Regions from separate parts of the Homo sapiens genome. Here region 1 is linked to region 2. Evidence: read pairs that join two places in POLR2A ChIA-PET (ENCODE). Cell type or tissue: Panc1. All regions are shown on one strand. Links, peaks and the distances in the headings refer to the core of each region. The heading gives the core; the rest is flanking DNA. Region 1 holds the start of LOC107986365 (a long non-coding RNA gene). Region 2 overlaps LOC101929710 (a long non-coding RNA gene).

Region 1 (16,560 bases), core at 3,781-11,780, 200 kb after region 2:
ATTTTAGAATGAAAACCTTAAAACCTAGCATATTTTGTTCTGTATATACTTGAAAAATAATTTTATCTGATGAATATGTATGATGATCATAATAATTATTTAGTCATATTACATGAACCCTTCTTCCAAGGAAGTGCAAAGCTTTTAAACAAGCCACTTCTAAAAACTGTCACATCCTATTGCATGCAGCAACAATCAGAGAAGCCCTGACTTGGCATTTTAGTATATTAATAGGCTGAGTGAATTCCTAGCTTAACTGAGGTGGGCCCCTTGGAGGATCTTATGGGTGTTTTTTTAGGAAACAAACCAAACATATAAAGGTTTGGTAACATCTGCACCCTGATATTATTCTCAATATGCATCCACAGACTACAAAGCTAAAGCTCCTTCAGAGCCAATAATGCTGCATCCTGGAAAGCAGATCAGCAAATAGCTCAAATTTATTCCCAATCCATAATGCTGACCACACAACAACAGAAAAACAGCTATGATAATGCTATCATGGCGTGGTCAGTTGTTGTAACAATAGCTCAATGGCTTGATAGCCTGAGCAGTAAAATATCTAGGCATCTGAACTTAAAAAAAAATCACAGCAATTTGTAGTGAGAGCAGCAAAAACATATTTGTAACCATAAGACGCTGATTCATTTTCTTGCCTGTTAACCTTCCTACTGGAGCAATTGCTCCCCTGGCTGGATTGCTGGATGATGAAGTGATCAATTTCTGGACACCCAGCAAGTTGCTATGTATTTGAAACTCTCCAGTGCTGGAGTAGGCAATTATTTTCACTTCCAGCTCAGCCTGGTATGTTTAACCGAACTCAAAGAACCTTCTATGGGAAGTGAATGCTTTTTGCCGATGTATTGGCACACACATTTCAGAGATAATGGTGATAGCTCCACAAGTTTTCAGGAACTGTGTTTCTGGACTGATTAATTTTATTCTTGCTCCCACAGCTTTTGGTTCCAGAGGGCCATAGTCTTCATATACTTCAGCACTCCATGAAGGCTTTCTTGGTACTGTTCAAAGTAAGATATAACAAGTTGCTGTGTTGCATACATCTTTACACCTTCATTGCTTGTTCTCCCAGGCATGCTATCATACCCAAGGCCACATGGTGAGATGGAAAGACACTGCATCTGAAGTCAAGGGACCAAGGTTTCAAATTCTCAATGTCCCCCTTGCATGATGGGCAACTGACATATCACTCCGCACTTTGCTTGTTGATTTCTTCATTGAGTGACAGTAAAATGGTTGAGTCTGTTCCCAGCTGTCAGACTGCCAGGAATATCTAGTAGTTTGGTTTCCTCTTCTGGAAAATGACATTAGTAGTTAATGCTACAGTGTTTACTTTGTGCCAGGCCATTTCCTAAGTACTTTACATATATATTTACTCTTTTAAGTCTCATGACAACCCTATGAGGTAGTGTGTTAGTACATTTTGCATTGCTATAAAGGAATACCTAAGACTGGGTAATTTATAAAGAAAAGACATTTATTTGGCTCATGGTTCTGCAGGCTGTAGAAGCATGGCACCAGCATCTGTTTGACTTCTTATGAGGCCTCAGGAAGCTTATAATTATGGCAGAAGGTGAAGGGGAAGCAGGCATGTCACATGGCAAGAGAGGGAGCAAGAGAGATGCCAGGCTCTGTTAAACAACTAACTCTCATGTGAACTAACAGAGTGAGAAATCACTCATTACTTCAAGAACAGCACCAAGACATTCACAAGGAATCTGCCTCCGTGACCAAAACACCTCCCACCAAGCTCCATCTGCAACATTGGGGATCACATTTCAACATGAGACTGGGAGGGGATGCACATCCAAACCATATCAGGTAAATGCTATTATTCTCATTTTGCAGATGATGAAAATGAAACACAGAAAAATAAACTTGTCCAAGCTTGTACAGTTGATAAGAAACAACTTTGAACCCAGGGATTTGAACCCAGGCAATCTGCTCCATAATCTATGCTACACTACCTTCCCCATGGGTTGTTATATAGGTTAGTTGTGCTATCAATGAAATGTGAATAGTAAGACCAATCCTACAGACTTCACAGGCGTGCTCTGTGTATCACAGTCACAATAGATGTGAAAACAATGTGAGATGAGCTGAAAGTGCTTTAGAAACCATAATGTATTGTTACCTTCTCTTCAAAGTTACCAGTAAGCAACCTCACTTTTGGGTTCTAGAACTTCCAGATGATATTAGGTGATAGAAAACGGAATCACTATTTAGTTATTTGAGAAAGTCCATGCCAGGTGCTCTAAAGTGAGTGTCTGCTGTCCAAGTCAGGTGTCTGAACCTAGAAAAAGGCCAGATAAAATTTCCATCAATGAGCAGTGAGAAGTCCAGGGCCAGCCGGGTGGTTTTTAATTAATGATACCAGTGAGGAGCCTAGTTAGATATGAAGAGGTGTCAACACCTTTCCTCACTACTAGGCATAGCAAAGATCCCAAAAGGAAGTAGTGAGGAAAGGTGTTGACACCCCTTCATATCTAACCAGGCTCCTCATAGCAGAGATCTGTTGAATCCCTGTGTCGCCCTGCTGAAAAACAAATGTTTCTGGAGCCTTCACATTTCATGCCCTGGTGAAACATGAGGGCTCTGCAGTAACTACTCCTCCTAAGAAAGTTACAGCATTCAAAGCAGCTGAGACTGACAGCTCATTAAAAAGGCTGTGGCCTCTTTTGGAAAGGCTTTTGCTTTTTTTTTTTTTTTTTTTTTTTTTTGAGATGGAATTTTTGCCCAGGTTCCCAGACTGGAGTGCAATGGCATGATCTCAGCTCACTGCAACCTCTGCCTCCTGGGTTCGAGCAATTCTCCTGCCTAAGCCTCCCGAGTAGCTGGGATTATAGGCGCCTGCCACCACACCCGGCCAATTTTTGTATTTTTAGTAGAGATGGGGTTTCACCATGTTGGCCAGGCTGGTCTTGAGCTCCTGACCTCAGGTGATCCGCCCGCCTCAGCCTCCCAAAGTGTTGGGATTACAGGCGTGAGTCACCGTGCCCGGTCGGCTTTTGCTTGATTTCCTCTGAGCAGCACTGGGGCTCCTGGATTAAATCTGACTTAAAGGAAGAGAAAATCAAGTTGGCATTAACATAAACAAAACCTGAATATAGGCTAAATTCAAGATTGAATAAGAAAAACACATTTAACTTGCTGCTCCTCATCACTCACTGCATGTTTTTCCTAGTTGTACAATAGACAGTCCCTTGCCCCTGAAAAACTATTTAACCTCATAGAATTGCAGAATAGTTCAAGTGGCCATGTTTCCTTTGAACAATTTCTCTTGCAGGCTAGGGGGATGCAGTTGGGTGTCTGCCATCTAAGACTTAAAACAGAGGTGGCACACCAGCAGCCTGCAGTCTGAATCTGATAGTCCCCCTTCCCCCAGAAATTTAATATGTTAAAATAATTGGTGAGTCGTCGCCATGATTCAGAAGTCAGATGAGTTCCTACAAAATCTAGATTGATGACAGGAGGAAATGGAGGATTGCAGCAGCAGGTCCTCATCCTTACATGGGCACAGCCTGGTAAAGGTGAGAGTGCTTATCTCTCCAGGTTACCTACCTGTTTCATCACTCAGCTATCTGCCTAGCCATTATATTCATAGAGCTCCACCTCGGCCCTAGTGACATTTGGGACCAGATAATTTTTTGTGGTGGAGACTGTCCTGTGCGTTATAGGATGTTTAAAAGCAGCCCTGGCCTCCACTTTCTAGATGCCAGTAACATCCTCCCACTCCTCAGCCTCTTACACCCCAACCCCACTCCAACTGTGACAACCAAAAATGTCTCCAGACATTGACTGGTGTCTCCTGCCTGAGGCAGTGAGAATGGCTTCTGGTTGATAACCACTTTGTTAGAGCCTGCAAACTCATAAAACAGTATTGCATATTCTGACACATTAATACTGCTGCCTTCTTAGGCTCAAAGTGTCATAGTGATGAATAATTGGCAAAGTGTGTCTGGATGGTTGTCTTGAAATTTCTGACCAGACTGGAATGTTCTTTTCTTCTAAAAGAGCATTCTTATAATCATGGTCCAAGATTATTGGGCCATTAATTGGCTCTTGAAGGAATTTTACAAGTCACCAGTGTCCTCATTTTATAGGTAAGAAAACTGAGTCCCAAGGAGGCAAATTGCCCAAGATCACATAACTGGCTAGTGACAGAGCTTGAACTGGAAGCTAGATTTGAATTCTTAGCTTGTTACTCTTTCCACATTATAAAACGTTTGAGTTATAAAGAAAAATGTAAGCATGACATACAGATGTCCTGGTGAGTATATTTAACTCTATTTATCATGGCTGCTCTTCTAGGTGACTTCAGGTCCATTGTTATTATTTCTGTATAATGCCATGCTATGGTATCTCCCTTCTCCAAGTAAACTGCTTTGTTAAACAAAATGACACAAACCCAACAAGAGCTTTATTCACTGATTACCTATCTGGATGTCTTAGGTTAAATACTTGGGATTTAAATAATTAATCACAAACTACAATCCTTTCAAACTGTCTATTGCCAAAATAATTCTTCTACTCCTTGGGGCCTGAAAGAATGGGTTCCCTTTGATGTGCAGTATCCATAGAAGGGAGTCTATTTTATCTGGTGTGCCCAATTTATTTGGTGGTCTACTCTTGGAATTTACATCACTGCTTAACTTGGGAAACAAGAATACAAGTAGAACCTCAGAGTTGGGAATTGTGATTCTTCAGCTACATTTTGGGAGGCTGCTTGGTTGGCCCTGAGGGTGCTACAGAGGCTGGTACGCTGTGTAAGGAATCCCAGAGAAGAGAGCCTTGCCAGAGGTGAGGAAAGTGCTACGGTCATTTGTAGGGACACCAACAATGAACTTTACCTCCTGCCTCACAGCCTGCCCATCATCCCTCTCCAACCGGGAGCCACAGCCCTTATCTATTTACACCTGCTTGACAAGCTGCCTGTCACTGAATGACTCTTGTTTTCCCCTTTGAAAATGCCTTGCTGTTCATTCTTATGCAGCTTTTCTGGTGCCTAGGTGCTTGTGGAGAAGAGAGAACATGCCATCTGAGACCCTTGGGAAGGGCCCAGCAATTAGATGTTTCAGGCCTTCCCATCCACCCAAATGTGCAGGAGCTTCTGGCCCAGAGGAGAACAAGGGGACAGGGGCAGAAACTTTGAAAGAGACCCCATTGTTTGCTTTTTTGTTTCTCTCAGTTGCGTGTTTTCCTGCCGCAGCTTCTGATATCTTTATATTCAAGTTCTAAATAACCCCACATTGCCTCAACATATCAGAAAATTACTAGATTTTGTAAAATGCTTTCCCCCAACTCCACTACTACACTGATGATGGTAGAAACCAGAGGTAGCTGCTTTCTTCACCCTTACATTGCATTCTCCCAGTATGGTGGGCTTATAAGGAGGAGAAAGGGACTCTTCCCTTACTTCTGCCATTATTCTTCCCACATGTTGCTTTTGTTTTGTTCTGGGTGAGTATACGGTGGCATGAAGGCTTTTGTCCCCTCCCTGCTTAACCTGCCTACCTTGCTTTTTGGCCTGAGGAAAATTGACTTTTGCAACTCTCTGCTCTGACCCTTCAGTTCCATTTGTGTAAACTTCAGCCTAGAAACTTCAGTCGATGTTCAGGTATTGAAGCCTTTTGGAGAAGTGGGAGGTAAATTGAGGTCCCAGCAAGCAGCTGTCTGTTCTGTCACTTGTCTCTGTGTACATAACACATTTGGTGCCTTTTTTCAAAGATGTTTTTACCTAACCACCAGAGTGTCTGATTAGCAAGGACAATTCCTAGTTTAACAAGTTACAGGGATTTTTAAGCTTTGGTTTCCAGAGAACATTGTCACTGAGGGGATTGAGCTTTGAGGTGAATGCTTTATGTTGTTTCTTATGACAAGGGGTATTTTGTCAATAGTTGTAGCTAGACCTCCTGTAACCATAAATTATCTGGTTACAAGTATCGGGAGCTGCAAAGAAAAATAAACCATAGTCCCTTGCTTTATTTTTCATTGCTATTTTCAGGTGCATGACTTAAGAAAATGGGACAATTCCTTCCATATTTTTCTTTTTAATTTTTTTCTTTAAAGTCAGGAGCTTTGATGCTTGTTGGTATCTAGTCAATAGCAATAGCCAAAAATGACCACTTATTGTTCTGGCCCAAGTGTTCATTTTTAGTTTTTAAGGGTTGTCATTGTTAAGGACCTGTGTTTATAATTCAAATTTCAGAGCTACAGGGAACCATAGAGGCTATACAGTTCAATCATCTCATTTTATAAATGAAGAAACCAGGGGCCCTGAAGAGAAGTGCTTCCTTCCGGTTAACACAGCTCATCTCTGGCAGAGGTGGAGGTAGAACTGGGTCCTTCCCTCTAGACCACGTGCTCTTTTCCATGAACAGTGCAGTTCTCCTTTACCTTCTCCTTGCCTATTTCTGACCTTCTTTCTTCTTTCCTTCTCCCTGCCTATTTCTGTCCTTCTTTCTGGCCTCTCTAAAATGTTATAGGACATGAAATTCCAAAAATCCTGTTAATTAGAGTTTTATTTTTTAGCAGATGGCCTTCAGATACTAACCCTGACTGCCTTAAAAAATAGCCCATATCTTATTGATAGAAATTCTCCAAGCTGATCTTTATTTAATTCACCATTCCCTAGGACCCTTATCCTTTCCAGCTGGTTATTAATTATCAGGCAATATCCTCTTGAGCTGTCTCCATTTCTTAATTACCTTATTAATTGTAATCACATAAATTGATCTCTCTGACATTCTAAGTCTGACTCACTGAGGAAATACGTCTAATATTCACAAGAGACTCCAACAATCTTACTACCTTAACTTATTATTTCCATTATGTAGAATGGTATCACTAGAAGCCAGATGTGACTGCTTAGCTGAACTGGCCTTTATCCTAATCGTAATTAGAATGTCCTTTAACAATTCTCCCTTAGCCTTTCTTGCCTACTTAGACACACATGAGACATATCAGTTCATTTCCTCCCTACCTTCACTCTTTAGTCTTTAAAATAGAAGGAATGTTCCTCCTCATTTCATCTTGTGGTAATTCTTTATTTGTAATTCAAGGCATTTATGAGGAGAAAACATTAATATGAATGTATTTTAGTTTTTCAAGGTTTTTATTGTAACACTGCACCCTAAGGACCTGATACCCAATTAAACATTTTAAAAAATGGTCAAGCTTTTATATACAAAAATAGTCTCTTAATGTGTGTTATTTGAGAACTCATTTTTTTTTTCTTCATGACAAGGTACACTACTATAACCCTTACCTTTTTCCCCAGGTTCCACTTAAGTTTTATGAAGTGACAAGAGTAAACAGGTTCTTATATATAAGTTGGTCATTGTTCCATATGATCCTTTCTATATTTGTATAAGAAATGGTTGATTGGTTGCCAGGCACAGTGACTCATGCCTGTAATCCCAAACCTTTGGGATGCCGAAGTGGGTGAATCACTTGAGCTCAGGAGTTCAAGACTAGCCTTGCCAACATGGTGAAACCTCGTCTCTACTAAAAATACAAAAATTAGCTGGGTATGGTGGTGAGCACCTGTAATCTCAGTTACCTGAGAAGCTGAGGTGGGAGAATTCTTGGGCCCGGGAGGTAGAGGTTGCGGTTACCTGAGATCACACCACTCCACTCCAGACTGGGTGACAGAGTGAGAGCCTGTCTCAAAAATAAAATAAAATAAAATGGTTGATTGGTAGGAAACTAAAGCTGAAGACTAGAATCTCTATTAAAAAAGAGAGTTAGAGAATTCCTATGCATGCTTATTTGCAGGCATATAAATAAATTTGGGATGTAAAATCAGCTCCAAGCAATCAATCAATCTTTCTTTCTTTTCTTTCTTCTTTCTTTCTTTCTTTCTTTTCTTTCTTTCTCTCTTTCTTTCCTTCTTTCTTTTCTTTCTTCCTTTTTCTTTCTTTTATTTTTTTATTTATTTATTTTATTTATTTATTTATTTTTTGAGACGGAGACTCGCTCTGTTGCCCAGGCTGGAGTGCAGTGGTGTGATCTGAGCTCACTGAAATCTCCACCTCCCAGGCTCAAGCCATCCTCCCACTTCAGCCTCCCAAGTAGCTGGGACTACAGGTGCATGCTACCACGTCCGGCTAAGTTTTGTATTTTTTGTGGAGACAGGGCTTCACCATGTTGTCCAGGCTGGTCTCAAACTCCTAAGCTCAAATAATCTGCCTGTCTTGGCTTCCCGAGGTGCTCGGATTACAGATGTGAGCCACCGCACCCAGCCTCCGATCTCTTAGAAAGAAGCAATATAAATTAACAATGCCAATGTCTTTCATGGTGAGGAAAATGGCACAAATGGGTAGATGGCACCAATGGGTAGATTTCTGTTTTGGCTGGGTATACAAAGACCCAACTTGGCGATCCACATGATACATTAAGTCTCTCCACATATCTAAGGGTCTGCAGAACATTCACCAACGGTGTGCTACAGATACCATCTCAAACTATTCCCAACGGAATACCTTGTCTTTTCACCCAACTTGCTCGTTCAGTCATCCAACCAAACCAAGAACTTGGATATCATCCACATGACTTTTCCCCACCCCCTATTACCTGCCAAACTGTCTCATCTAATCAGTCATTAAGTTAACTTATGTTGATTTGGTTCCCTTATTACCTTTCCTCTTTAACCCATTTCTTCTGGTGCTGCTGCTTTGCTGAGTTCCTAGTCCACCCTTTCCCAATCTATTGTGGTAATCTCCCTTCTGATTTCAATGGCATATCATCTCACGTTGAATGACCTACAAGGTCCTCCATGACAAGCCTCATTAGTCTAATGTCTCTACTACCCTTACTCTCATCCTAAACTTTAGCGATGTTGAACTATTCACAGGTCCCCATTACATGTGTTTTTATATCCCATGGCTTTGAATGTTCTCCTCTTCTTTTCTTGGAGTATCATTCCCACATAATTTTATCTGTCAAACTCCTATTCCTACTTTAAGACCCAGCTCAAGCATCTTTTTCTAGAAAGCTTTTTTGGAACCCCAAACTGTTGATCATTCTCTTCACTGGGCCCCCTCTTTAATTTGTACGTACCTCATTATTATACTTGTTAACGGTATTGCCATTGTTTGTTTGCAGGCCTGTATTTCCTTTAAAAATGTAAATTACTCAAAGGCAGGAACTATGGCTTTTCATTTTTTTTTTTTTTTTTTTTTTTTGTCTTCAGCATCTGTCGCATTATCTGGCACACAGCAGATTCTCAGTGAGTGTGTTAATTGAATGATTATGAATAGAGTTCATGATCACTTGAGATTTCACCAAGTTCTATTCTTCTATGATTTATGATGTTATACTTATTTTAGGTTTCAACACTGATTCAAATGTCAGGGGCCAATTTGTTACTTAACCAGTGTTTTTATCCGTCTGCTCAGAAGTGGTAGCTGTTCCTTCTCTGGAACGGTTGAAGGGGGATGGAGCAGAAGCAATCACCTTGTGCAGCAATGGAAATGGTAAAGTTTGCCATCTATAATGAGAGCATATCATGGGCAAGGGGATGGTTTTGGAGTGAAACTGATCTCAGTTTAATTTCAGTTCTGTTTCTTATTCCGTGTATGACTTTGGACAAGGTTATTTGACTTTCCTGAGTTTCACATTTGTCATCTGTAAAGTGGTAATAATAATAACACCTGAATCTCAAATTTGTTGTAAGGATTAGATCAGGTAGTGTGTGTAAAGGACTTACTACAGTTTTTCGCATATAGTGACTTCTCAATAAATGGTAATTGTTATCATTATCATGACTTTTATTGCAGTAGCCACACAAGAGAAAAAAGCATGATACTGCCTTCTGATCCCCAAGGGATTCCTCCTTCAAAGATAAAGTATACTACTGGGATCCTTATTCAATCTACAGAACACAGAAAATTATTTGAGGAACTATTTTCTCATTTCTCTCAAGAATGGTAGCTAACCAGTGCCATCCTTTTTACAGGAAAGATGTTAATTCATGATTTACAAATAGTATTTTAGGACGTTAATTCTCTCCCCTTGAAAACGGCAGAGTGACCCCCAACACTCAGTGGAATAATGGGCTGAAAATATAATTTTAGAATCAGTAATAAAGTTTTCAAGACACTTAGAGACATCTTGGGTTAGCACAAAATAAACGAGAAGGTTTTCTTCGCATGTGTCTTTTAACTGTGTTGTGCTTCTAAGGTAGAGAAGACAATTCTGTGACCAATGGATCAGAGATCAGAAGAGCGATTCAACAACTCACTCTAGGGATAACTTAGGGCAGTCCCTTATGCACCAGCAGCTTCTGTGTATTTATAATGAGGATAACACTCACTCTGTTGATCTCACTCAGCCTTGGGCATTTTAAATTACATCATATATTTGGAAGTGCCTTACAATTTGTAAAGTGCTGTACAAATCTTAGTGATTATGAAGATGATTATTCTGCTTTCCTGCCATCCGGCTTCCTCCACCAGATGCCCCTAATGAGCCCAGATCTCTACCAGCAACTCAACTGGTTCTGAAATGAGGACACATGTAGCTTTGGTTGAAATAATCAACTTTTGTTTATTCTTTTGCTGCTTTCATTCTTGTGAAGCTGGGCTTTCCTTGGCATTTTCATTGACGATTAAAGATCCCAGGTACTATTTCTTTCTAACTGCTCTTCTGAAAAATGTTAAAAACTCATGGCATCTGTCAGCTCCATCAGGCCACTTACTGGGTTCCCAAATCCCAGGGAATTGCCCAGAAGGCCTGGATGAGTGTTTTATTGCACTGGATGGAGTTATCTTCTGATTTGTTTTTGCAGGTCAGAAGCATTAACAATGAATTTAGCTTGCTTTTTTCTCTGTCTTTCCTTCTCTCTCCCTCTCTCTCTCTCTCTCTCTCTCTCTCTCTCTCTCTCTCTCTCTCTCTCCTTGTGACATGGCTATAGAACTGAATATCCATTTGCTACTAGGTTTCCTTTCTGGGCGTTTGTGTACACTTTTCAGAGGAGCAGAAATCAAGGCAGATTCGGTGCCAGTTATTTTAATGGAGAAAAAGATTGACAAACCATCAGTCTTTCTCACTCGCTCACTGCAAGAAAAGATGTGACATGACCTGCAATAGCATTTCAGACCATCTGACTTAAGACTTGAGTTAGTTAGGTTTTATCTCCTCCAAGAAAAATATTTGACCCTTCATTTCCAGCCAAGCTCTTCTATGCTCTAACTATCATGCCATTTCCTGCTTCTTGATCCTGGTTCTTCACTGGGTATAACTTACCTTCCCTTTCTCATTGTGGAAAAGCGAAGCAAAACAAGAAATCATCAGGTAAAGCTCTGCCTCCTCAGTTATTTCCAGACCCCTCCAGTTTCCATCTGAGATTCCCTTTCTCCTTAGCCCTATGGCATTTATTATTCATATGGTATATTTTGAAATTATGAAGAATGTCCTAACTGTGTTTTATTTAGTAACTTTTAAAATAATTTATGAATTCTTTTTCTCCAACCCATATGGCAAGAATCATATCTTAAATTTTCTTTCTTGGCATAAAGTTTTAGCTGGCCTTATTATTACAAGCTTATTATTATTACTATCTATCATCTTCTATTAGTAGCAGTAATGCTTGTGGATTCATTGATAACTGAGGGTCCAGTGGAGACCCTGGATCCTCTCTGAAACCACTTGGGTATGTGCAAGAGTGCAATTAGCCTCACTTTTGCACCAGGAAGAGAAATGTTAAGAAAACAGTGTGATAACGTGTGCTTTTAAATTGGTGAAAGTTGTGAATTTTAAAATGTCAGCATATTACTTCTCTTAATATTTTGACTCAACCACAAAGCTTTCTCTTATTAGGAATTTCAACTCATTATAAGAAACTGAAGCAAGCCCTTTCTGGCTCCCTCAGGAAAAAGCTGAACAAACAGATGGGCCTTGCTAGGAATGTCAATCAACAGGAGCCCTGCTCCTGCCCACAGATGCTGTAAATTTTACAGGGATCCCCCCTAGAACATAGGCCCCACTGCCCAGTTTCCCTGGGGAGCTGCAGCTAGAAATAACAAAGCCAGAGTCTTATTTTACTGCATTATTGCTTTCTTTAGAAGGCCTCATGTCCAGTAGCACTAACATGAGAAGTCAGGCTACTCTTTATGCTCCTGACATTTTCTGCTCCTAACAAAGCTGTAATCGTTACTGTCAAGATTTAACAATTTCAGAAATGGTGCTGATGACCCAGATGCCTTTCTTTGTTAACAAATAATTCCTGTGGCATTAGCTATTCTCCATGTATTGAAGGATTTCTCCCTCACTATCAGATTAATCTCAAGAAACTCTGCAAATATTCCTATATTCAGCAGTCTGTGCTTTGTGCAAATTAGGCTCTGAGCAGAGATTTGTTAAATTGAATTCTGTAAGAAGCATAACTCTATTTTCTGGGTTGGTTTAAAAGATATCTTGGAAGTTAAACATTTCTGTCTTTTTAGGACATTATTTTAATCATTAAGAATGGGCCAACTTGATTTCACAGTGAATTACCCATCTCTTGTCTTTTTCTCCAGAGTTAGTCATTTCTGCCAAAGAACAATGAGTCAGGAACACCTTGTCATTACCCAAATGGTTAGGATGTCCTGCTTTGGAGATATTGCATAGTTGAACCATATGAAATTGCTGATATTTGACCATTTTTTAAAAAGATGGTTTTTTAAAAAACCATTTAAAAAGACCATTTACAAAGATGGCAGTTTTATATGGTTCCACCTAAGACATATTTTCTCCCTTGTTTGGTAAGAGTTAGCCAGACTCCAAGATGTGGACAGAAGAGAGGTGCTTCCCCTTGGCTTCCCCCACCATCTCTGTGTCAGTGAGGAAGGGAGAAGGTTCAGTGCCCACTCACCTCTCACTTAGCTTAGTAAGAACAGAGGAAACATGGTGATGTCTCAAGGGGCTTCATTTTATGGACAAATGTATCAGTTGGGGATTTTTTAATGGTCACACCTTTTCAATAGCTCGTCGTTTTATTATTACTTCTTCTCACCCCTTTTTCCCCAGTTCCTATGCAGTTTATCAGCCTCTATACATTTAGATGGCAACGAAAATCATGCTTTTAAGAAGCTTCTAACAATCAGCATATGACTTCAGTCGCTCTAAAGCTTCCCTTGACAGTGTCACGAGGAATTTTCCCTTTAGTCAAAGCTAATGAAAATAAGATGTTGTGGGAGCTGGGCAAATCTAGTTTGTGAACATCCAAGAATTCTTTCATGATTTCATAACAGCAAAGGTATTATGTCTTGTGTTCTGAACCCAGGGTTCCCTTCTTTTGAGAAGGTAGCCCATTATGTATGAGTGTGTGGACCCTGGAGTGACTTCGGGAGAGGGTGAAGAGTCATGGGTGCTCAGCATCAGGAGAGGAATAAGGAAAGCAGTAACTTCTGTGCTCATCTCTGTCACTTGGATCCATGCCACTGCATATCTGCTGGGATTTTCTGCCTGTGACAATAATAAAATACTAGATCAGGAAGTGACCTTAAAAATAATCTAGGACAACAGTTGATGACACTTGCAAATCAGATAAAAATTATGGATTCCATTTCCAGGAAAGATTTTTATGTTCAGTTTTAGAAGGTTTATGTAGCTGAGGGTGTGGACTACAGGTTAAGAAACCTTGACTCAGGAGTCCTATCACCTTATTTTACACATGAGAAAACTGAGGACCAGGGGAAGAGACTAAAACCCAGTTTAATGATTCCACATCTAGTTCTCCTTTATCTTTCCTTAAATGTCAGATTACCTCCGTTACTCTTGTTCCCTTTCTTACACACAGAACTCCATGAAACCAAACCGAAGGAGGAGGTAGGAGAAGATGACAAAGGGGAAGTATGTGGCATCCCCCACTTCTAAGTTATGCAACCGGGAAACACAGGCAGAGCCTGTACCAACAGCAGTAATGAACTCAATCAACTTGTTGAAAAACATTTCAGTTATTTTAAACAAAAATACTACATCATTCATGTTTTCAGTTATTTTAGGCAAAACACCAAATCATTCCTGTTTTTCAGTTCAATCAATCAGCTCATGCTGTATTGCAGTTTATTCTCCTTGTTTTTATATACTCACCAGCATATAAAAACATGCTTTTTAAATATGTTTTTATTTATTTTCTGCAAGTAACTAGCTGAATCAAAGGTCAGAGTTTAAGGAGATTATTTTGTTGACAACATTACATATTTACTGAATCTCATCTTTATCCTGGCACTATCCCTGCCTGGTGGGTTTATAGACAGAAATGTCACAGATTTGGAAGGCTTTTCAATGCAGAGATTACTATGGATTAAATCCTTGTCTAACTGGTTTTGCTTTTTCAGCCTTAGATGATAGTGATATGGAGAGGAAAGATGGGGATATAATCATTCATGGGCCAAAGTTTGTTTCTTATCACACAGTCAACATGTCATTGGCAGAAGGTGGAACAGTCACTCCTGACACTTTTCTGCTTCTTCTATAAGAGAACTTTGTTAGGAGCCAGAAGCCCCTCATGGCTCACCTAATCACTGGCTCTGTAAGTGATCTGGGATAAAGGAGGCCTCAGAGTCCCCCAGTTGTAAAAGAGGAAAATCAAATATGCCCATCTGGAAAGTTTATACAAGAGATCAATAAAAGCCTTCTTCTCCCAAAACAAACAAAACAAAACAAACCTCAGGGGTAGCCACGGAGGGTAGGAGAATTCACACCATTTATTATAAGACCATGTTTCAGCCTTGTATTTTTCCTTCAGGCTCATGGTGAGACACAGCTCATTCTGCAGCCAATGTTGCCCCTTGTTTGGGAGTACCTTGAGCAGCGTTTCCCAGACTTATGGCTGTTGTGTATCACCTTCATTAATTTTGCTGGAATACTTTTCTTTCTTTAAATTGATTTCGGCTTTTTTTTTTTACTTTAGTAAATTTTTAAATGATAAATAAAATTAATATTGCTTATCCTAAGTAGTGGGTGATGATAAAAATATATTAAAATAAAAATGGTTGTGTACGTCTAAAATCATGTTGCATGCAGAATATTGTGCCTTCCTTTGAGATACCTGTTCTTACAAGTCCCAGAAACTGAGATGTGAGTCCAAACTTGAGGACAGAGCGACGACATGGACGTCTACAAATGTGACATGATGGGGTAGTTTTATCTCTAGGTGCAAGTCAGGGGGAGGATAATGAAGAAAACTGTCCGGCTAACACTTCAAACTGCTGACACTGCATAGGTTCCTTAGCAGCTCCACAAGGACCTGCCGAGCTGTCCCACGCCTTCACATACACCCCATTGAGGCTTGAGTTTGCTGTAAAGGTATCCTAACAGCCTTTTCTGGCTCTGCCCAGCCCTGTTTTTCCCTCCTCCACACAAATTGGTCTCCTGGCTTGGGTTCCATCTGTACCTTTGACTCCAGCCAGGTGGTTTCCTTTTGGCCACTATCGCTCAGCGTGCTGATTGCTGCCTTGGTCCTTGTTGTTTGTCCTTTCTCTCTTTAAGGACCTGGGGCTTGAGCTGCCAATTTTATAAGGGAAGAAGTTCTTGTCTTTTTATAGCGTCTCTCCTTGCCATTCCCTGATTCCATTAATATCCCATCAACGAAGTGCAAATTGTTGCCTTTCCCCTCCCACTTCTCGGTGTGAAGCGGTGACCCAGTTAACAGGGGCAGGGGCTTGGGGCTCCTCTGGCTCTGTCTGCACTTCCAGGACTCAGTGTGTGCCCGAGTTAGAGTGACCTGTACAGTGTGTTCCTGGTGGGACTTTAATACAGGGAGGCTTTTGCTGTTTTCTGCACGGTCAGATGAGGAGCTCTATGTTTGGAAAAGAGGCTTGGAAAAAGAAAAACCAGAATGAGCAGCCTTTTCCTGTTGACTTAGACGCCCTAGGTGGCCGGGCAAGTCTCTGACCTGCTGGGAGGCCTCAGTTTCCTCCTGTGTGAGTGAAGTGAATGGAAAGGAATGGGGCCCCATGAGCCTTCTCACCTTTTTTTTCTTGCTTGGTCTTCCCGACTGAAACCAGCATCCTCCCTGTTCTGATCTGGGCAGCCTCCTGGAGTCAGGTGGGGCCAGGGACCAGGTCCAAAGCTGAAGCTCCTTCTTCCTGCTGTTGGAGGTCAGCTGTGGGTAGGGAACTGGACTGCTCAAGCTTCTGTGGTGAGACCTGGAGTTGGGGAGGCCTCTGTGCGGAGCAATACTGGTGGGCGAGGGGTGTACTCAGCACAGTGATTGCTCAGGGAGGCTCTGGAAAGGGTGTCTGTTCCAACTGAAGGCAAAATGAGAGAGAACAGGCTGAAGCTCTGCTAAGCTGTGTGGCGTTACATGCAACCCTTAGCCTCTCTGAGCTTCATTTATTCTGATTTTAAAAATACATGCAAAAGGAGTACAGTGCAGCTTCAACTGGAGCAAGCAGCAGGTCCCTTCCAACATCAACATTCTTTGAGTTCGTAAGTCCAAGACTCTATATTTTAAAAATATTTTTATGGGTCTCAGACCCTCACTTCAACACCCATTTCATATGCTCCTCACTATTAGCAAACTTGCTACCTACTTTGTTCAGAAAATTGAGT
Region 2 (16,560 bases), core at 3,046-11,045:
AAATGGGCTGGCAATGCAGTGTTCCTAGGGACACTCCTGGGATGGAAAGAGACATAGGAAGGGACTATTACTAAGCAAGGTGCTTTGATCCCTCTCTCCTTTTCTCCACCCACCCCCTGCCCACCCCTGCTCTTGATTGAAACAAATGATTGTGGTATTGTGACAAAAAAACAAATATAATTTTAATCCAAATTTAGTTCATTCTTTCAGTAAGAATATCTTTTCTTCCTTCTGCAATTAAGCATTCTAATTTTCTTTTTCCACTGCAAAATTGTGTCTTTTAGGTTGGCAGGGCTTCAAGTGGTATTGATTGTAATTTCTAATTATTTAAGCTATTTCAGCGATTAGTGAGAACTACTTCTATGATTATAGGATACTGTTGAACAATGGAGTTCTTTCAAAATCTCATTGGTCAGTTTCAATTTAGTTAGGAAAAAAATCACAAAGGCAAAAAATACAAGTTTTGAGAAACTACCCTTTTTAGCTTCAAACATGCATTTGTGTTCTTCCTATCAGAAGTAGAGTAAAAATTTTGCTGTACACTTGAGAGAATACTTCTTGTGTTGAACTTCTTTATAATGCAAAGATAACTTTTCCTTTCTGAGCAAGTTTTGAAATGCTGAGATACTTTTTTTCCTTTATAACTCAACTCTGGAACCAAAAGTTCCTTCCTTGGATTTGTGAATTCCCAACCCCCAAGAGTATAGTCCAAATTGATTTTGAGCCTTTTTTCTATTCAATAAAAATAGTAAATGGCACTGGCAATATTTGAGTTAGATAAATTCCAGTTAAGGTAAAGTCGAACTTGTTTGAGACCTGCTATTCAAATCATAACCAGTTCGGGCTGGAGGTGGTTCTCTTGCATCCATGTGTTCGAGGGGGTAGAAAGTTTATTCTCAAACTTCATGTGCACATATCAGTTGAAGAAATAAGATAATTATCTAAAAACTGAAAGCAAGAGTTTACTGTTTTGTTTTGGGTTTGCTTTTTGTTTTTTTCAAGCTGATATATTTATAGAAGTGAAATTTGTTATGTGGATGTTTAATGGATATTCAGATGGCAGCATCAGTTTTGTGTTTTTATTTTATGTCTGCTTTATGAGGTCAAATAAAGTAACTGTCCAGCTCATACAGTGTGATCATTTTCATTATTTATCAGATAATATGCATTTATAGTCAGTGGAACAACTGTAAGCTCCAAATATTGAGTACCATTCTTATTAATTTTTCTATACCCAGAGCACAAGAAATATCTCCACAATGTTCAGGATGTAGTAGGCATTCTATACATGCTTAATGTGAATTAACTGAACTAATGGGATGGTTGTTGTTGTTTTATTGTGATCTAGTTTTTTGACCTATAGAAATGCATCAATGGTCTCTTTGATATGTTCTATTCTCATTATTATGCCATTGAGAGGGTCTTAGGATACACGTATTAGGCTTATAATAATAGTTTCTTGAATTTGAATGACTTTAAGAGAAACACTCATATCCATTATTTTATCATGTTCTTACCACATCTCTGTGAAATTAGGAGGTATGGAAACCAAAAGTTTAAGTGATCATTTTTCATCATTATTTACTTGGACACCTAGGCCAGTTCTCCATTTTTTACTAACCATGTGGTGGGCATAATGAACACATTATTAATGTCTAATAAAAAATTGTCTTCCTGAAGGCTTGTTGATTGACAGGGTTAAAACAAAATCATGATGTGGAACTCAGAAATAAAGCTCTGACACCTTTACATTATTGGCATGCATTTTAAGGCTTTATTTTAAGTAGCTATTTTCAAAATTGAAGGTTGGCCTGATGGAAAAGTCAACTCAGGGCTATCTACTTGAGGATTGTTTGCTTGATAGATTAGCAAAACAGTTGCTGGTTCATTCCAAGTTTGGCTTTTTACTGGGTACAACTGAAGGTTGGTATGTACCCACATTGCAAAATAGTTTTAACAGTAAATTCAACAAGATGGAAATGCCTTCTCAATTATACTAATGCACCTATGGTTCAACTCCCGAGTGGGAGAATTGAGAACTGATTTTAAATGAAAAACTTTACATTAAAACACTTATTTAAGGTCTGCAAACATATTAGAAAGAAATGGCCTATCGTTCCTTAAAATTGCTTAGATTTTTTTTCCCCCTGCTTTGCCTATCTTATGGTCTTTCTCATTCTCTTTTTAGCGTCACAAGGCCTGAGGTTCTATTCAGTTACCTCTTGTTTCCATACACAATTTTTGCAGTTGGTTCTGTCAAAAAGATGGTCAATATTTAATTGACTGATGTTTCAGATTTTAGATCTGGAAAAGTCCTGTTTTTTCACCAAAATTTAATCATCCCAATCATTAAGGCTGTCCTTATGTTTGCTCAGATCAAACTTTCATTTCCTAAATTTTATTGCAGAGATAGAGCTTGGCTTTTTGTTTGTTTTATTTTATCTTCTTTCAGTGATGGGGTCTGGCTATGTTGCACAGGCTGGAGCACAGCGGCTATCTGTAGGTGAGATCATGGTACACTGCAGCCCCAAACTCCTGGGCTCAAGGAATCCTCCTGCCTCAGCCTCCTGAATAGCTGAGACTGCAGGTCCATGCCACCATGCCCAACTCTAAGACAGAGTTTATTAATGCCCTCAGAAACTTTTATTAAGACAGTTGAATTCTATTATGCTTATTTTTCTCTAAATGATCTAACCTAAAAATTTCAAGCATTTTTATTCTTCTTTTTAAACTCTGTGATTTTAAAAATCTTGAAACACATCCAACTATATGGTTGACTCAGATTTACTTGTAATTCATTATAACTTCCAATTTTTTTCATCTTAATGTATCAACCCTTTATGGACAGGGACCTTACTTTGTTCCATTTTCCTTTCGTTAATTCCTATCCTGTAGGATGTGCCTGTTATAGTCATAGGATGAGCTTCTTACATAGTTATTTACTTAATAAGCAAATTGATAGTAGTCTGTACCTGTATTTCTTAATAGTGATGACCAACACTTTAAACATTGTTCTCATATAAATGTTAGATAAGTTAGTAAGAGTGGTAACAAAACAATGAAATTTTTTTACAGAACTGAGGGTTATAGCAACTATTGCACAATAATTTGTGTTGAAGATAATGAGAAAGTTATCTCAGTACCATTTTATGTCCACCTTGTTTACCCTGTCTTTTGATATTTGAATAGGACAGCAGTAGACTTTAAAGACTAGCCTTCTGTGGTTATCTTCTTTTCTCCCTTGATTAAATTTTTAAAAGAGTAGCCCGATTCTTAGAACAAAATTTTACCACTTGGTTGGGGCAAAGATATCTTAACCCACAAGAACAGTTTATGTATATCGTAACTGCCCATACCTTACCAAATGAGACTCTGATTCTATGTAGATTATTCTAAGCCTGTTATTTAGAAAGATTCTGCAGCCTTTGAGAGCAAAGCAGTCATGGGATGTATTCCTTAAGTTGGTGATAGGTTTTTGCTTAACATTTTAAATGGTGTCTAAAGTCCCTGTAAATTTAAAGAGTGACTGTTGGGTTGCTAGCCCAGTGATTAAGAACTCCGTAAATGTCATATTTCATGGGTAGATATGAATAACTGTAACTTCTTATCTACAGTGACCTCAATAATTTTTCTCAGTGATGGAGCAGGCATCTAAAGGTTAGCTCTTTAAAGTTCAAAGCTAACTCGGATAGTGAGGCATTGGATCAGATGTGCAAGTGGATTTTTCATCTAATGTGCAGCAATGTCAAAGGGCTTTGGAGTTTGCCTGCCTGACTTTGAATCCTGGCTCTAGTATTTGCAAGCCCTGTGGAAATGCTAGTAAATGATTTAACATTTTTGTGTTTGTTTTCCTATTTGCATAAAGGATATAATTATAGTACTATCCTCGTAAGGTTGTTGTAAACTTAAAATGGTACACTCAGCTTAAAGTGCTCAGCGCTCAATAACAGTCAGATATTATCATTCTTCCTTTTCTATGAGGTATTTCTGTATCTTTTTTTAGCCATCTGCTCAACTTTTCCAGGACATATCTGGCACAGGGACTACTTCAGTCTGCTCCCACAGACTTCCCCTCTCTTCCCTTTCTTCCTTTCCAAACCGGCAGTGGTGTGGAATGCAGTCTTTCTAATTTGTTGTCCCTTTCATTTTCAGGGTTTTGACATTGCTTACTAGGAGAAAACAGACTTTAACAAGCATGAGGAGGTGTTAAAGCTTAAATTCTACAGAGTACTTACAGTTATGATCTCTGGTATGATTCTTGCTTTCTTTGCAGAAATGTTCTTTATTCATTCAAAAATTACCTGCTTTCTCCTTTCTCCATGAAGACCCTCTTTTAGAAGAATCAGTACAGAGTGTGTGTGCTTGTTTGATAGGGTAACAATTATAGATTTTTGCTCCATGAAGGAAAGGTTCCTTTGGGAATTCCTTTGCAAACTCAGCACAAAGTCTGTTATATTAATAATTTCTCAAACTCAAAAAGTGCTTGTGGTTGCTCCGTATGGGACTTCTGAAAAAAAATGTATAGCTGCAATTTGTGGGGAAGCTATACTGAGAAATAGATTGTGAAATTTATCTTTTATAAGGGTATTGTTGATGTTTTTGTTCCATTCGTTGTCCTCTTTTGAATAACTCTTGGGAAAAATTTCTATCTTGCTTTAGTATCAGTTGATTATTGATTTATTTTCCTAAGTCATTGTTCCATCTTAGGACTCATACTATATATAACTGATAAAGCTCATCTTTTCTGATATTTTGCCTTTTTTAAAACCTCATCTTTTTTTTCCCTTTTTCTTTTTAGTGTTTACATTTTGACTTAGTGACTTTATATTTTAAATATCTTTGTAAGCTATCTTAAATAGTTCCTAAAACCAAGGTAGCTGTTGTATTTGTAAGTATTCAAACTAGGGCATCCTAAAATCCATAATTTCTTCACAATAATTATAGTTATTTGTTTATCTCCATGTACCACAAACTGTACAAAAACACTGTGTACAAAACACTGTATAAATCATCTTTTTTAATCTCTATAATAGCGTTATGCAGAAGATATTATTTTCCTTTTTAGGTGAGAAAATTAAGGTATAAAAAGGTTAAGATCACAAAATTATGACCTTAGAAATTAGAAAGTCATATTTTGAATTCAATGGGACCCAGAACTTGGGCTCTAGCCTCTACCATTTCTAATTACTTGAAAAAGGATGAAGTAAATAGGTCCTCCATGTTTTGAAGGCTTATTGACTTATGACTTTTGTATGTTAGGGGCATAAGTATGTGGGCGATCCAAATCTTCGTTGGCAATGGTATTTGAACAGCTCAATGTCCAAGGACTTTAAAATATGTTGGAATAACTTAGCATTATTATCAAAAGTCAAGTTACAGATCAAGGTGAGCGTAATATATAGCTTTATTTGCAATCACCTCTGATAATTTTACCTGAATTTATTTTAAATGGTAGAGTGTGGCCAGAGGAGATTATTAGATGCATCATTACAAATTACAATTTTTGTGAAATTGTGAAATTCAGTAATTGGTTGTGTGAAGAAAGATACTCTTAGGGATAAACTTTCATTGTTATTGTTGTTCACTGTATTTTATTTCATTTTAAAAATCTACCTGATAATTCAGACAGGTGGTGTTCATTTTAAAAATGAAATGTAAATTCATCTGAAAATGAGCTAATATCCTCAAGTGTTACCACTTGCTGTGTCTGAAAGCTGAGTACTTCACCCAGCCACACCTCCTAGTTGTACTGATGAATTGTGAAGGAGAGAGGAGGGAAGAGCAGTTTGTTTTCATCTGTCCTTGATTGAGAAGTCCAAATATATTTTCTTTAGAGTATGCTTTATGGTCTTTCTACAGAATATTAAATTACAAGAGAAAAAAATGTTTCTTCTCTCTTTTTTTGTTCCCAATTTCCTTTAAAAATTTTTTTCCTAACAGTTTTGGAAAGCATTCTCCTTCCAAGCATTTAAAAGCTTTTTTGGCATCAAATGCTGCCAGTGTTAACACTGGCAATTGGTGCAACTTACAATAGTGCATTAAATATAAATCTAATTTTTATATCACTTGCTTAAAGTCGATTTGTGATAAACCCTGTTGGTAATGATATGAATTATATGGTATTATGAATTATTGCATGTGTGCCTCATGCGACTGAACTATATGGATGTAGGCATTTACATGTTAACTTCAGTATCACTGAAGCTCTACAGATTAATTTTTGTTGTGTCTTTGTCAGCTTTGAATAAGGTCATGATGAGTTTCTATGTCCTTGAGTTAGGTAATTTCCTGTCTGGGAAAGAGACACTGAGTAATTAAAATAAATTATTTTAAGCACTTTTTGGAATTTCAAATTAACTTCTGACATAAACCTTTCTCATCTGGATAACTTCTCAGTCTTGAGATTTTTAGTGGCATGCCCTGTTCCCTTCGTGTAATTAGAATATTGCAGGGTATTTGAGCATTTAGCAGGTTTATCAAATGTTTTGAAGCCCCCTGAGGAATACACAGAAGCATAATATTTTCTAAACTTTTCTGGTCTGTCTCTTTTTGTGAACGGGAGCGTTTATTTTGGTTTTAACTACACAGTATTTGATTTTAGTCTGATTGATGTTTCCTCGGCCCTGGACTCTGCACAGTTAGGTTTTGCTTAGAGCACTCACCTTCAGTGAGTCTAACTTTTCTCTTTGCTTCCTTAGTTCTCTAGAGACCTTTTGGCTCCTGGTTTATTTTTTATTGTTGTTCTAGGGTCTGTGCCTTTACCAAATTAGATTTTCCCCTCAATTTAACCTTGCTTTTTAAAACAGAAGGTGAAAGCGACACTATCCTCCAACCTTTCTCAACTTCAGCTGAGGTTCGCATGAGAGAAGCAAGCACTACTGAAAACGACTTCAGTAGTTGTTTTCTTGTCTCCTGAGAGTGGTACATAGGTAGTACCCTTCTGGATGCATAGAAGTGAAATTAATTCACTCCATTAACTGATGCCTCTGGACATTAGAGCTTAATTATCTTGCAGAACCCCAGTTCAGAAGGACAGTAGAACTTGGTTTAAATGGATCCCCCAAAAATGGGTGGGATGGATACTGCTTCCTCAGGGCCTACATTGCACAAGGTCATGTACAGGACATCTTAAGATGGATTATTTCATTTAATATGAGACTTCACTTGAAAAGCTGTGAAAGTAGGGCCAGTGATTGAGCTTCAGTTAGACCTTTCATTATCTTTTATTTATTTTTTAAAAGGCTTACAGGAGACCCAGGCTAAGTCAAGTATGTTGTTTTCTCTTGCAGCTGAAATGATAAATCAAAGACCTTAAGACTGAGCTACCTAGCAATAGAGACCATGTCCATTTTGCACTCTTCTCTATCCTTAGCAAATAGAATTTCTGGCCTATTACAGGTGTATGTTAAATATTTTTGTTAAAAGTCAGATGCAATCTAGACCAGATATACTGTGCATATTCATTCTTAATATCCCCCAAGACAGTTTTATATGCTTTCATTTAAAATGTATACAGATTGTAAATAGAATATGAATCTGGTTATGGTCTGGCTGAGCCCCCAGATCTTTATTAAAGTGGGTGGATAACAATTCAGAGAAGGCTAGGCTTGAGTGGATTTGTTTCATGAACCTGGTGGGTGAGAGAGGCAAGCTTCAACAAGAGGAAGTCTTGTCCTGGAAGTCTGTCACAGGAAGCTCAGATTCTCTGGTTCCTGGGCCTTTGGCTGATGCTGCACCAGGTAAATGAAGAAGGAATTACAATAGGACAGACACTTCTCATCAGGAACTGTCATGAATCACTGCTTTATTGAGAAGAAATTGTTCAGTAATATGAGGAAATTGTTCACTTTTGACATAAGAGTGATCATCAGTGGCACAGTGATGCATGAAATAAAGTATTCACTACTATTTCCCGATCCATTTAAAAATAATTTAGGCTTAAAATGACATCAGAGATATTTTTCTATATTATACATATTAAGAACAATATGACTTTGGTGAAAAGGACTCTAATAAAAACATGAAATCATTTAGAAAATGGAACAAAACTTTGACAAGTAGAAAAGTTTATGATTTCAAATACTATGAAGCTATTTCTAAAAAGTATTAATTATAATAGCATTGCCTTGATTACCTTTGTTTTTTTACCCAGAGTGTGGTATTTTGAGGCATCCCTTATAACTAATTGTACTTTGTTGAAATCGGTATGCCAACTATGTGAGATTACATACAATTCCATATGAATAAATGCACCAGGTAAGAAAACACACACACTTTTTTTTTTTTTTTTTTGAGACGGAGTCTTGCTGTCCCCTGGGCTGCAACTTTCTTCCAGAGTACCTGTGAAAAAAGGGTTAGTGGGGAAGAGTAACTTACAATGGAGAAACATAACAAACACTACCTCAGCCAAGTGATTAAGATCATCACCAACAATGCTAAGTCATGTTGATAGAATGTATCTTCAATTTGATACAATTAAAATAGCACTTCCCATAACCCCAGTCCAATATGTGAAAAAAATCAGACAAATCCCAATTTACGGATATTCTACAAAATACCTGATTAGTCCTCCTCAAAACTGTCAAGGCCATCAAAAAACAAAGAAAGTCTGAGAAATTGTCACAGCACAAAGGAGCCTAAAGACACAGAAGATGTAACATGGTCTCCTGGATGGTACTCAGGAACAGAAAAAGGACATTAGGAAAAAAAAAAAACCTAAGGATATTATCTGAATAAAATATGGACTTTAATTAACAATAAAGTATCATACTGGTTCATTAATTGTGACAAGTATACCATATTAATATGAGATGTTAAAAATAGGAGAAACTGTATGGAGGGTATTGTTCTGCAAATCTAAAGCTGTGTTAAAATTACATGTTTATTTTTTAAAATTGCACATAAAAGATTACTAATTCTAAAATATAAAATATTACAAATCGAAAAGAGAAAAACAACTCAAAGAGAGGGAAAGGCTATTTAACAGGATATCTACAAGAGAGAAAATCCAAATGACCATAAAATTTAACCAACAAACCAAAAGAAGATACTGACCTTATCTAATAAAAATTAAAACATGATACTCTTTTATAACCATCAGTTTAGCCTACAATTAAAAGAGTAAAAATATCCATTGCTTACAAGCATGCAGAAAAATGGACAATCTCCTACATCGTTGAGTGAAGTGTGATTGCTATGACCTTTTACAAAGTATGAATAATATCTATCACAATAAGAAACATACATACACCTTTATCTAGCAATTGTAGTTTCCCAATCTATCCTACAGCAATAAAAGCAGCACAATGAAAATACATATGCATTGTTACATTGTAATGTTGTAAAACAACATTTTCAGTGGTGAAAAATAGAAACAAACTTAATGGCCATCAATAGGGTAATGGTTAAATAAATTATGGTATATATAGACTGTAAAATATCATGCAGTTACTAAAAAGAGTATATGTCTATTAACCTAGAGAGATGCTATGAAGTTATTTTAAGTGATGAAAGAAAATTGTAGAGTAATATGTACAGTGTGATAGTATTTTTAAAACCCTTTCTATGTGCCTCTAAGTTTAAATATTTTTGGAAGCCTGCACAACTGGCTGTTAACATCAGTTATCACAGGAGAATGGAATGCAGCTGTAAATTTAATATCTTGTTATTATACACACACACACACACACACACACATACATACTAAAATAAAATAAAATAAAACCTCAAGCATGATTGCCGTATGTTACATTTAGCTGTGGGATGTTCAGGAAAAATAAATGGCAGAGCTGCAGCAATTGACTTACATGATTGCTGCCTAGCAGCATTTCTGTAACACAGTAAAATGAGAAGATATTCTCCTTGGGATCACCGTAACCTACTTTTTACATTAAGAGAAAAAGCACCAAGGTATTTATTTTTATCAGCGACCTACATGAGAGCAATGAGCCCAGGAAGTCTGTATTTGCTCTCATATAGGTGAGACTGCTAACTTCCTAGAAGTTGGGAAGAGTTCACACCAACTTTTGATAATTCAGAAAAATAGCATTTTAGAAAATAAAATGAAGTCCCACAAACATAAGTATCAAATCATACACAGGGAGGACCCAAAACAAGAAATTCGATTCAGGTGATGTTGGCAGCCATGGGACATGTCTGAAACCAGTTCAATCAGCAAGAGTAGCAGGGTACATTGAAAAGACACAAACCCAACTGGATAAGTCTAGAAAGCAAAAGCCAGAAAATGGAAAATGTAGTAGAACATTTCAAAACTGTTCAATTTCTTCTACACACAACATAGTCAAAGCTTTATTCAGCCACACAAAGGAAACATAGTATCTGAAGCTACTCAATCCAATCTTAAATGTATGGCTATACTTATAATCAAACACTGTTTAACAGAAGCAGTGTCAATGAGTATGTTTTGACAGAAGGGAGGGAGGGAAAGAGGGAAGCAATTAAAAGTAAAGTTGCAAAAGATAATGTTGAAAGCCTGCACTAGGGAAATAGCCATTTTTTCTTTTAAAAAATTTTATTGATACATAGCAATGGCATGTATTTATGGGGTATATGTGATATTTTGATACATTTGTACAATGCATAATGATCAAATTAGGGTAATTGAGGTATCTATCACCTCAAATATTTATTTCTTTGTGTTGAGAATATTTCAAATCTTTTCTTCTAGGTATTTTTAAAAATACAATAAATTACTGATAACTATAGTCACCTTACTGTGCTATCAAACACTCCAGCTTATTCCTTCTATCTAACTGTACTTTTGTACCCACTAAACAACCTCTCTTCATTCTCGCCCCCCATTTTTCCCAACCTCTAATAACCACAATTCTACTCTCTACCTCTATGAGATCTGTTTTGGCTCCCACATATGAGTGACAATGTGTGATAAGGAATGGCTCATCTTTAATTTGAAAGACTATGGATATAGAAAGGCAGACCTTCTTGAGTCTTCATGGACTGAGAGAACAGACAGAAGGAAAATTATATAAATATTTATAGCCAACCTGGTTAACACAGTCTTGCAAATTGAAGGAAAATATGTCCCAGCTGTAGTAAACCTATAGAATGAGAGTTTTATGAGCAATCTTGAAGCATATCCACTGGACTTTATAGTAAGTTCTCTAGACATATGAATATAAGACAAGATGCTAAAAGGAACAGATACAAAGGAATCCACATGCCAGATAAGGATATCAGTGTATTTCAGATTAGAGCTTCAGAAATATTAAGATGACAGGCAAGAGTCAGGCCTCAGAAGTGGCAAAATTACAGTGCTTTCTTTTGTAACCAAGTCTGTCACATGAAGGGTACATCTTAACTCCAAAGATGTCAGGAAGAAACAGAAAGTGTTTTAAAAGTCTTACTTACACTCAAGGCATTTGCTGAAGCAAAAGAATAAAGTAGAAAAGAATAATATGCTGTGACCAGACAAAACAAAAGTTAACATTAAGAGATTAGCAAATGTATCCACTCTGGCTTAAAGACCACTTTTGGTTCTGGTCATAGACCCCTCAAAACGCTTTGAGAAAAAAAAAAAACACACACACACATGAGTTTTCCTAGAAATGTTAAGCCTCCCTCAATGAGGTAATTTTGAGAGAAAAAGGATGTGGGGACAAGGCAGAATAATGGAAGGAGTGCTGGAACAAAAGTGAGAAACCTTAGGTTCTAGTCTTGGCTCTACCCCTGATTCACTGTGACACCCTGAGGTTTTCTGTAACATTCTTTACGACATGAGAGGGGTGAAGTATCCCATTCCAATACTTTAAGTGGTATAACTGAAATGTGTTTCATTTTGCTTTAAATGGAAATTTACTTGTGCTTATGGTTCTGAGTTTGAGCCAGTTTCCCATATTTTCCTTCTGAATAAGGCTATAATAAAATCTTCATTACAAATTTTTGTAATATTTTAAATTCTTACCTGGAACTGCAATGGTCTAGGCAAGTGTTTATAAACTTGTTTTACAATGCACTTTGATCAACAGGCTGGTTACACAAAGACTGATGTACAAAATAGAAAAGGGGGGCTGCATTGGTGAAGACGAGAAGCCAGGGTTTGGAGAACAGGAACAAGGGCTACGAAAGGTCAAGTTCTGCTCACTCAACTTCCCCACTGTGTTTTTGGAGAGGCCCCTGTGGGCTGCTACTGAAGCCCTCAGACTCCTAAGATTAACAGTGAAAGTCAAGGTTCTGTGAGAGGTTTTACCCCAAACAAGTGATGTGGGCACACATATTTGGCAACAAACGTTGAGGAACACAACTCTGTTTAAACCACCGTAAAACCTCCGTTTCTACAGTGAGGGAACTAACACCATTTGGCCTTTAGTTGGTAACAATTAATCACAAATGCCTGTAAAGGACTGAAAAGGCCGCTACAGTGCTCTGTTACAGTTTTCCAGGTTACCCCAAATGTGCTCATGTGAATTTTTTGTTTACAGAACTATTAAAATGAAAATACAAACATAAAACCAAAACCGTGTGACAACTGCAGACCCACAAGAATATGCCTTTCACCCCATAGAGTTTCTCTAACCTCTTTTTGATTAAAACTGATTTCAGAAAGGGCAATGCAATCTCCATTTTCTTTCTCAGAAGTCTTTAAGATATATATTACATCTGTGAAAAGTCGCTTTACTGAATAACTGGCACAGACTTCAATGATGAATACATCAAGAATCTCAGCTTCAGCCCAATCTGTGCCTCTACTGGGATTCAGCTGCTCCTGGGCCTTTAGGGCGACCCAAGGGATTGCTCCCACCCACAGCCCACCTGAGGCCTGTTTGCATGAGTCAATTTGTAGGAAGTCTGGTGTGGAAGCAAGAAAGGGCTACACAAAAGTCAAGATATGGGGTAGCAAGCCCTGTGGATTTCCCTAAGCCATAGGAAGAGAGAGGTGGCAGGCCAGTGGTACCTAAAGGCACAGGAGAACATCTAAATAAAGAAGTCTCTCACCCAGTCAATATTTATGGAGTGCTTACTATACATTCCATGTATTGTTCCAGGCAGTGGCAATACAGCAGTGAAAGAGCCACGGTTTTCTGCCTCTAGTAGGAAGAATAGCACATAAGTAAGTTGTAAATCTTAACAAGTGCTATGAAGGAAATAAAGAAAGCCTGTGGTAAGTGGGGACAACTTTGAATAAAATATAAAGGGAAGACCTCCACAAGGAGGGACATGGGAGCTGACAAGGAAAGATGAGAAAATGGAGTGAGAAGGAGAAAGACACTTCCAGGAAATAGCGAGAACACAAGTCCTGTGGCAGGAGAAAGCTTGGCACTTGCAGGGACCAGAAGGCCGGCAGCATAGTGGGAGCCTATTGAGAGTGGGTGGTACAGCAGGACAGGCCAGGTTCCCTCCCACACCATAAGGGTTTGCATTCAATCCTCAAAGCTATGGAAACCCACGGGATGACTTTAAACAAATAATTTATTTTACTTACTGCTTTAAAATATCACTCTGCTGTGAAAGGATGGAGTATACAAAGCAAGAGTGTGTAAAGGGAAAATAGAATTATCTTAAAGTCAGCCAGGAAGAAAATGATGGTGTCTGGGACCAGGGGTGGCAGTGAGAATGAGACAAGAAAATAGTTTCAAAGTTTATTTTGGAAATAGAATTGCTGATGGGTTGGTTATGGGAGGTAATGGAAAAGGCAAAATCAAGAATGACTCCTAGGTTTTAGCTTAAGTAATTGGATGTATGGTGGTGGTTTAGGTAAGGGGTAAGGGAGAAGTTAGCACAATCTTAGGAGAATAATATGAGATGTTGACTAATATTAACCAAACATTAGCTGGAGATTTCTAACTCTTAAGATCTAGGTAGGACAACCTTGAGATCTCAGATCTATAGCCTGGGAAAGAGTAGATTCCAAGATTTCTCTTTTTTCCCAAGGGCTTAGGATCTCACCATTGTCTTGTGTTTCTGCCTTCTGTGTCCTCACCTCCAACCTCCATTCATCCCTCTCAGCCTTTTCCCTATTTTCTTTTTCTTTATTTTAAAAATGTGTATATGAGGCCAGGCATAGTGGCTCATGCCTGTAATCCCAGCACTTTGGGAGGCTGAGGTGGGCAGATCATGAGGTCAAGAGATAGAGACCATCCTGGCCAACCAACATGGTGAAACCCCATCTCTACTAAAAATACAAAAATTACCTGAGCGTAGTGGCACACACCTGTAGTCCCAGCTACTCGGGAGACTGAGGCAGGAGAATCGCTTGAACCTGGGAGGCGGAGGTTGTGGTGAGCCGAGATCACACCACTGCACTCTGTGTGTAGCCCAAACACTTAAAGAATGGAGAGTTATGCTCAACCTCTTTTTGAGGGTCCAATGTCTACGTAAATTATTTGTAATTCTTCTCTCAGTGAGATTGTTTGTTCTCTTCTCCCCTATTTATGTATTTCTTCAATCACTTATTTTTGTCAATAAGTGCTGTAGAGCAGTGGATGTTAATTTTATATTTTGGGTTCTAATTTGATATTATGTTATTTATTTTAGTGTTCCTCCTTCACCCCACTTATTAACTAGAAGAAATTTTTTCAGTTCGCTCCTGTCTCCTGTGCCCATTTGACATAATTGCACCTCTTTTGTTTTGTTTTGTTTTGTTTTGTTTTTGAGCACTTCCTTAGCTTTCTGGGACTAAAGATACTCCAGGCTCAACTTGCATATTTTCTGTCCCAGTTCTAGAATCAGCCACTTCTCCAAGGAGCCCTGGTTCCTCTTGTTGGATACTGTATTAGAAAACAAACAAGCTAACATTTGGACACTAGATATGCCTGCTGCTGTGGCAGTGTCATTGCCTCAAGGCCACCTCAGCTGATAAAACAAGGAAATGTATCTATATATACATATATGAATATATTTTTCTATATGTAACCATCTGTCTATATTATGCTCAATATGAGTTTATACTAACATCCACAATGCTAATTTATTACTACCTGTGTAATTCTAGCCTCTTCCTCTTGCTCATCTGTAATCTCCCTCCAACAATGAGAAAAACTGGCTTTCCTCAGCTGTCATTCATTTTTTAATTTGTTGCATTATATATATGATATCAGAATTGTTAACCCATACTCGCAGGGGAAACAACTTTATCAACAAGAGTTCAATATTTATGACAGTTTTTTTGCCTTTAGTCTTACATATTCCACTTACTTCCGAAGCTATTTGGGTTAGCACTTTTTGTCCCCACTCCTTTCTGTGAAGTTGTTTCATAATTTTTTAATACAGTTAGACTGCTTTGTCACATTCTGCAGGCTATCCTGGTATCCTTTGAGCTCCTAAATTATATTTTTAAATTTTCATACCTTAAGGTTTACCCTTTGTGCTGTAAAGGTTTGGACCAACTCTCATGTATCTGCCATTTCAGTAATACAGAGGATAGTTTCAATGATCTGGAATATCTCTGGTGCTTCAGTTGTATGAGCCCCCTAACCACTGATCTTTTTATCTTCTCACTACTTTTGTCTTTTACAGAATGTGACATAATTGGAATCATAGAGTAAGTCTTCTCAGACTGGTATCTTTCACTTAGCCATGTGTATATAAGATTAATACATGTCTTTTCATGGGTTTATAGCTCATTTTTTTATTGCTCAATAATATTCCATTATATGGATATATTGCAGTTTGCTTATCCATTCATTTATTGAAGGATTTCTTACCATCTTCCAGATTTTGCTGATTATAAATACAACTTCTGAAAACATTCATGCTCAGGTTTTTGCATGGACATAAATTGTCAATTAGGTAGATACCTAGGAGTGCAATTATCAGATCATATGGTAAGACCATATTTACCTTTGTAAAAAGCTGCCAAAATGTCTTCCAAAGTGGTTGTACCCATCAGCAATGAATGAGAATTCATATTGTTTTGCATCCTTGCTAGCAATAGGCATCATCAGTTTTTAGATTTTTAACTATTCTAGTAGATATATAGTGGTATCTTGTTGTTTTAATTTGTGACTTCCTAATGACAAATTATGTTGAGCAATTTTTCATATATTTATTTGCTATCTGTATATAATCTTTGGTGAGGTGTCTGTTCAGATCTTTTGTCTGTTTTTTAGTTGGTCTGTTTTCCTATTGTTGATTTTTAAGTGTTCTTTCTATATTTTGAATTTAAGTCCTTTATCAAATACATATTTGCAGTTTTTTTTCTCCCAGTAGTGGCTTGTCTTTTCATTTTCGTAACAGTGTCTTTCACAGAGCACACATTTTTAACTTTAACAAAGTCCAACTTATGAATTTCTCCCTTCATAGGTTGTGCTTTTGGTGTTATAAATGAAGTTCATCATTAAACCCAAGAACACAGGTATTTTCCTATGTTTTCTTTTAGAAGTGTTATAATTTTGAATGTTACATTTAAGTCTGGGATCCAGTTGAATTAATTTTATGAAAGGTATGACGTATGAATTTAGGTTCTTTTTTTTCTTTTAACATATGGTTATCTAACTGTTTCAGCACCATTTATTGAAAAGACAATCCTTTTTTTCATTGAATTGCCTTTGCTTCTTCCTCAAAGATAAAATGATCATATTTATG

Evidence for each region. Peaks named below come from ENCODE experiments on the same cell type or tissue, not always from the same donor. Only the 100,000 strongest peaks of a DNase experiment are listed, where the experiment ranks them.
Region 1: POLR2A ChIA-PET joins it to region 2 with 11 read pairs; 4 of 35 experiments call an interaction of 5 or more read pairs at or near these places.

What each region holds. Positions count from the first base shown.
Region 1 is chr5:96,317,517-96,334,076 of GRCh38, forward strand. It overlaps LOC101929710 (a long non-coding RNA gene), which reads left to right. Exons shown (of 5, transcript NR_130776.1): 3 at 957-1,028. It overlaps LOC107986365 (a long non-coding RNA gene), which reads left to right and starts at 9,501. Exons shown (of 2, transcript XR_001742457.1): 1 at 9,501-11,313. LOC124901034 (a long non-coding RNA gene) reads right to left here and starts at 16,250. Exons shown (of 2, transcript XR_007058881.1): 1 at 15,977-16,250; 2 at 12,911-13,467. It also overlaps a transcript of CAST not described here. In Panc1, for the core only: no CTCF peak of the experiment used is centred there; a DNase peak (open chromatin) is centred at 7,395; H3K27ac peaks cover 2,669 bases.
Region 2 is chr5:96,121,748-96,138,307 of GRCh38, forward strand. All of the region lies in intron 1 of LOC101929710 (a long non-coding RNA gene), which reads left to right. It also overlaps a transcript of CAST not described here. Among named protein-coding and RNA genes, the nearest start is that of MIR583, 51 kb to the left of the region's middle. In Panc1, for the core only: no CTCF peak of the experiment used is centred there; no DNase peak of the experiment used is centred there; H3K27ac peaks cover 4,584 bases.